Regions from separate parts of the Homo sapiens genome. Here region 2 is linked to region 1. Evidence: chromatin loops called from intact Hi-C (ENCODE). Cell type or tissue: endothelial cell of umbilical vein. All regions are shown on one strand. Links, peaks and the distances in the headings refer to the core of each region. The heading gives the core; the rest is flanking DNA. Region 1 overlaps ASB15 (ankyrin repeat and SOCS box containing 15). Region 2 overlaps HYAL4 (hyaluronidase 4).

Region 1 (2,930 bases), core at 187-2,686:
TGCAGTGTTTGGTTTTCTGTTCCTGCATTAGTTTGCTGAGGATAATGGTTTCCAAATCCATCCATGTCCCTGCAAAGGACATGATCTCATTCCTTTTTATAGCTGCACAGTATTCCATGGTGTATATGTATCAAACTTTCTTTATCCAGTCTATCCTTGATGGGCATTTAGGTTGATTCCATGTCTTTGCTATTGCAAATAGGGCTGCAATGAATATACGTGTGCATGTATCTTTACAATAGGATGTTTTATTAAATATACAATTTTTAAAAAAAACTGGTCAGCTCCAGAATATGATAGAAAATCAACTCATTATCTTAAAAACTGATAAAAGAAAGACTTAAGCATTTATTCTGCTTTACATATATGTATATGTATAAACTGTGCCATTAGTAACTAAAGAGTAGATAAGTAAAAGCATTCCTTTATAAAAGTATTCTAAATAATTTAAAAAGATATAATTAGTTATCACCATTATATAGCCTCCGATAAATTAATGGATGTAGTCAATGAGCATCAACAGCTGCTAATATGTAGCCCCCAAAGAATGAACACAGAACCTGATATAGTTTTGCCAAAGAGATCAAACCCGAGCCTGATCAAGTCTCTGTATCCAGTTATCAATTTGCAAGAAGTAGAGGAGACAGTGGGACATGGAACTGCACCATGGAAATGCAATCAGCAAAGTTCAGGCTGTGGGAAACTAAAGGGCATTTGGGTTCTTCAAAGATTAGTTGAAAAGACAAAAAGGGGATGGAGAGAATAACCTGCAGATTAGAAAAGACTTAAAGGACATAGCAAAAATTTTAAAAATGTACTGTCAATACTATAGTGCAGGGATAGTGCACTTAGATGATGAAACTCTAAAGAAAGTGATTACCATTCAGAATAGTAGTTATTTATGGTAGGAGAAAGAAATAAAGAAGAATGGATTGTAGAAGAATTTCTTTGGTCTCCGGCAAAGTTCTATTTCCTATAGACCTAGGAGGTGATTATAGATGTTCGACTAATAATTACTTACATAACTTATGAAACTATACATGTGTACTTTCTTTATTTTATTTTGCAATAAAAAGCTTAAAACCGTCTCTTTTTTAGCTTGGAGATTGCAAGACAGAGAAAAATGGTGAGGCTTAGATAAGTTAATTTCTCATAGTAATAGACATAGAAAATAACAAAGTGAAGATTTGAACCCTTGTTTGTCTTACTTGAAAACACAGACTCTACAATACCATTATACTTCCTGTCATAGAAAGAATAGACTTTGCTTTTAAATGGAAATTAATTGCTTTTTTTTTTTTTTTTTTTTTTTGCAAAATACTTACTAATTCTGATGACTTTAGAAAGACAATCCAAGTAAGAATAAGGCCAGGAAGTTTTTTTTATTGTTTCCATCATACTTTACTGCAACTAGAGTCGAAGCCAGTTGATTGCTATGAGTGTGATTAACCACTGGATGTCAGGAGTCCTCCAGCTATCTGTAAGGCAGCATATTGGTTAGGAAAAAAAAAAATTGTCTATTTTTTAGATTTTTGTTTTGCTTATTTTGGTAATGTTGCATCAATAATTTTTGAGAACATTGTTTTTAATTTTAAAAGATAAATTGTTTATATCATCAAATGTAATAGAGATGTGATCATGTTTATTATTGCACTGAATGACAGTTAATATTTATCGAATGGTTACAATGTACCAAGCACTTTTCTAATACTTTACATGATTTGTTTAATCTTCAAACAACCCTACGAGATAAGTACTGTTGTTATCCTTATTTCACAGATGAGAATACCAAACTCACAGACATTAAGCGATTTGCCCAAGGTCACACAAATATTAAGGGGCAGAGCTGGGAGTTTAATCCAAGCTGACCAGGTCCAGAGTGCACATCTAAGCCTGAATGCTATGCTGCTCCTTCATTCATTCATATTGCTGCTATAAAATCTCAATCTTGCAATTATAATATAGATAAAGTAAGAATTGAAAATATCAGATATTTAAATAATGTTAGTATATTTTTTGAGAATATACAAGGTTTAAGTATTAGACACTGGAAGCAAAACTCAGATTGGATTATTCATGATCTATGGAATCATCTGTGTCGATGTTTCATGGATAGTTATTTATCAGACAGATTGGTAGGAGAAAGAAAGTAAAGAAATATATAATATTTAGCTCTATAATACTTAGCTCTAAAAAATAAAGAAGAGATGTGAGCATTTGCTTTCTTCAGTCCATTTATTCATTCCACAAATTCTAGTTGAACACCTACCATGAGCCAGACTCTCTTCCTGGCACAGAGACAGACTAAATTTCTGCCCCCATGGAGCTTACATTCTAGAGGAGTAGACTAGAATGCTCAATTACAATTTGAATTTCACTTAAAATCACCAGTTGCTAAAGTGTGCATACATGTTTTTGAGAATACACTACTCATGTTATTCTGAAACAGTCATATCTTAGGGGCCAATCCACTATTTAAAAAATTTTTTTGCTTATTTTCCCGATTTCTTTTAGAGAATCCTTGTTCATTGAAGCATTTGTGTCGGTTAAAAATTCGAAGGCTTATGGGTCTCCAGAAACTCTGCCAGCCAGCCTCAGTGGAGAAGCTTCCTCTACCACCAGCTATTCAAAGATACATATTATTTAAAGAGTATGATCTCTATGGACAAGAGCTAAAATTGACATAACTTAATATTTTAAAATGTGATTTAAAAAAAATGTTGAAATGTGATTCCCTCAGATAATTTCTTGTAACCATTTTACATCCTTAATTGTAAAGTGTATTTAAATTCATTGACAGTTTTATAGGTTATCATGTGTTCTTATGGGAACACCATGATTTATGTCTTTAAAGACATTTGCATTTTTTAAAGATAGTATTTTGAACTTAGATTTGTATCTTTGTTTGCTACAAGTCATCAAACTCTCCC
Region 2 (2,930 bases), core at 228-2,727, 230 kb after region 1:
CTAGTCCTTCCTATATATTCCCAGAACAGACCTTACTTCTAAGGAGAGAAACCTGGGCATTAAAATTTAAGGGACAAGTCCAGGTTAAATTCCTCATTCACTTCTACCTCCAATATCTTGCTAACTCTTTCTAAACATTGTCATTTAGAGGTTTGTTTACAGGAGCACATTTGCCTAGGCGGATTATGGAAGGGGGAAGGGAGAAAGAAAAGGAAGGTTGCTATTGCTGGTGATATGGTTAACTGTGGATAATTGCACAGGTTGCTATGCTACAAGAACTAGTCAAGATAAGGCAGAGCTCAGCGGTGGGGATTTTAATGGCATAGGTGGGGTGAGGGAAAGAGGTCTAGGGAAGCTCTGAAGCAAAGGGCACTTTTGGAAGGGCAGGCTTGGGGAGGTTCCTTGGTGAAGGAAGGACAAGAGAAACAGAGATTGCATGGTGGGACAGGGAAGGGAAAACAGTGTCTGAGAGGGGTCACGTGAGGGGATCTCCTCCCAACAAGCCATATTTAACTAGGAGGGCACACCAGTGCCCTGACCTGGCTGTATAGGAAGCAGAAACCTGACATACAGCAAGCAGAAGACACGGGCACAGGATTTTACTTATTTATTTTGTCTTTTTTGGTCGTGCACCCACACATTTTATCAGGAGCTATGTCTACCATCTGCCATGTAAGGTGCACCTCCAGTTCACCAGAACAAACAGTTCACCAGTTCTCTTTCAACTACAGTGTCTTCCCTGAGACACTGAGAACAATAATAACATTCCAAGATAGGAGAAGAGAATCACTTGGTAACTTTGTAATAAATGAACCAGGATGTTCTATGGTGGTGATGAGGGAGCCGACCAAAGGGGAAACAATAGTCAGTGGAAAACTATGTTTTGAATGAGACCAAAGCAGGAAGTATCTGGCAGGGTAGATTTTTCTTTTTTTGGTACACAAATATAGTCTTTTCTAATGTAACTCAATTTTAAATTTAAAGAAAAGCTTCTTCCCCCTTCTATTAATGAATGCATATGTAAATCTATTTTTCTTACCTGGAGGCAAAATATAATAAAAAATCAAAGAGAAGGGGAAGTTTTGAGTACCACAATTTTTCTTACTCATAAAATTAGATTCCCTTGAAAATACTATTCTCTTCAAATCATAATTTAGAGCTACAGTATGATATATTTCATGCTACTAAGTGGGGTAATCTTATTCAGCTTTGTGCATGGAGGAGTATATTCAATAAATGAAAATATCTACCTCTATAGCTCCTAAATACTGGTGTTTTGTGTTTATCCATTTACTTAGGCCTTCTTAAATGTCTTTGGAGGAAGTTTTGTGAATTACTTAAAATTTTTTTACAGCAGTGTCCAAGGCCTGAGAAATACCATGAGGTTTGGCTGGTGACACCTGGTGGTTAGACGTGATAATTACACACAACATGTAGCACAGGCTTTACTACAAGCCACAAAAGCACCTTGTATTGGTCCATTCTCACACTGCTAATGAAAACATTCCTGAGACTGGGTAATTTATAAAGAAAAAGAGAGTTAATGGACTCACAGATCCACATGGTTGGGGACCCCTCACAATCATGGCAGAAGGTGAAGGAGGAGCAAAATCACATCTTACATGGTGGCTGGCAAGAGAGCATGCTCAGGGGAACCACCCTTTATAAAACCATCAGATGGCATGAGACTTATTCATTATCACAAGAACAGCATGGGAAATCTCGCCCTTGTGATACAATTACCTGCCACCACGTCCCTCCTATGACAGGGAGAATAGGGGAGCTACAATTCAAGATGAGATTTGGCTGGAGACACAGCCAAACCATATCACTTCTCTATAAATCAGAGTTCCTGGTTGTAAGCAACCAAAACAAACCTTGCTTACTTGAGCAGAAAGGCGGTGTCCCTTGAGGACAATATCTCCACTTAACAGTAACATTATGGGCATCAGGTTCAGAATCTGGATGCCCCAGCTTGCTGCTCCTTGACACTGGAATTTACGTCACCACTGGCAATGTCACCTCAGCCTCCTTGAATCTCAATATCCAAATTCAAAGCCTAGATTAGGATGCATCTAATTGGACTGACGACAGTCATAGACCAATACCAAACCTGCAAGGAAGGCTGGGACATTTTGGCTTATTTAATGAAATATGGGCTTTGCCTTCCAAGATACTTATGGTGCAGAATTGACTACTGAGGAAAGGGGTCTGTATCCGGAGCACACAGCCAAAGGACAAATGTCTACTGGACACCTTAATCTCACTAGGCATCAGGCATAACCACAATGCATTTTCATCTTAATGACACACAAGACTGCAAACGTTTTATGCCATCAAACCCTTTGATGAGCTTTTACAAAAATAATTTCATAGTAGTTTTACAAAGAGATGACTAAAAAATAACTTGACAAAGTAGCCACTATCGTCTTCCCTCTTCTACTATCCAAACACCTACCTATCTTCTCTTTCTCTCTCTTTTTTTTTTTTTTTTTTTTGAGACTGAGTCTCGCTCTGTTGCCAGGCTGGAGGGCAGTGGTGTGATCTTGGTTCACTGCAACCGCCACCTCCCAGGTTGAAGCGATTCTCCTGCCTCAGCCTCCTCAGTAGCTGGGACTACAGGCATGTGCCACCACGCCAAGCTAATTTTTGTATTTTTGGTAGAGATGGGGTTTCCCCATGTTGGCCAGGATGGTCTTGATCTCTTGACCTTGTGACCATCTCGGCCTCACCAAAGTGCTGGGATTATAGGCGTGAGCCACCCTGCCTGGCTCTATCTTCTCTTTTAACTCCAGTGTCTTCCCTGAGACATTCTGTTACACCAGGGGTTTGGTCTAGGTCCTGTTGCTTGCTGCAGAGAAAGCCAATCACTGAGTCAAGGAGTATTGCTGGGGAAGAAGGCCTTATTTGGGTGCTGCAGCCAAGGAGAA

Evidence for each region. Hi-C counts contacts between places; a loop is a spot of excess contacts. Peaks named below come from ENCODE experiments on the same cell type or tissue, not always from the same donor. Only the 100,000 strongest peaks of a DNase experiment are listed, where the experiment ranks them.
Region 2: it touches region 1 in a loop (12-fold over the local background); 53 of 110 quality-filtered maps call a loop at or near these places.

Annotation. Positions count from the first base shown.
Region 1 is chr7:123,634,295-123,637,224 of GRCh38, forward strand. ASB15 (ankyrin repeat and SOCS box containing 15) reads left to right here. Exons shown (of 12, transcript NM_001290258.2): 12 at 2,515-2,930. The coding sequence ends at 2,687. Among named protein-coding and RNA genes, the nearest start is that of ASB15-AS1, 11 kb to the left of the region's middle. In endothelial cell of umbilical vein, for the core only: a CTCF peak has its summit at 1,456; a DNase peak (open chromatin) is centred at 1,447; H3K27ac peaks cover 734 bases.
Region 2 is chr7:123,864,312-123,867,241 of GRCh38, forward strand. The region is part of intron 2 of HYAL4 (hyaluronidase 4); the gene reads left to right. Among named protein-coding and RNA genes, the nearest start is that of HYAL4, 21 kb to the left of the region's middle. In endothelial cell of umbilical vein, for the core only: CTCF peaks have their summits at 1,417 (motif pointing left) and 1,618; DNase peaks (open chromatin) are centred at 840 and 1,380; H3K27ac peaks cover 613 bases.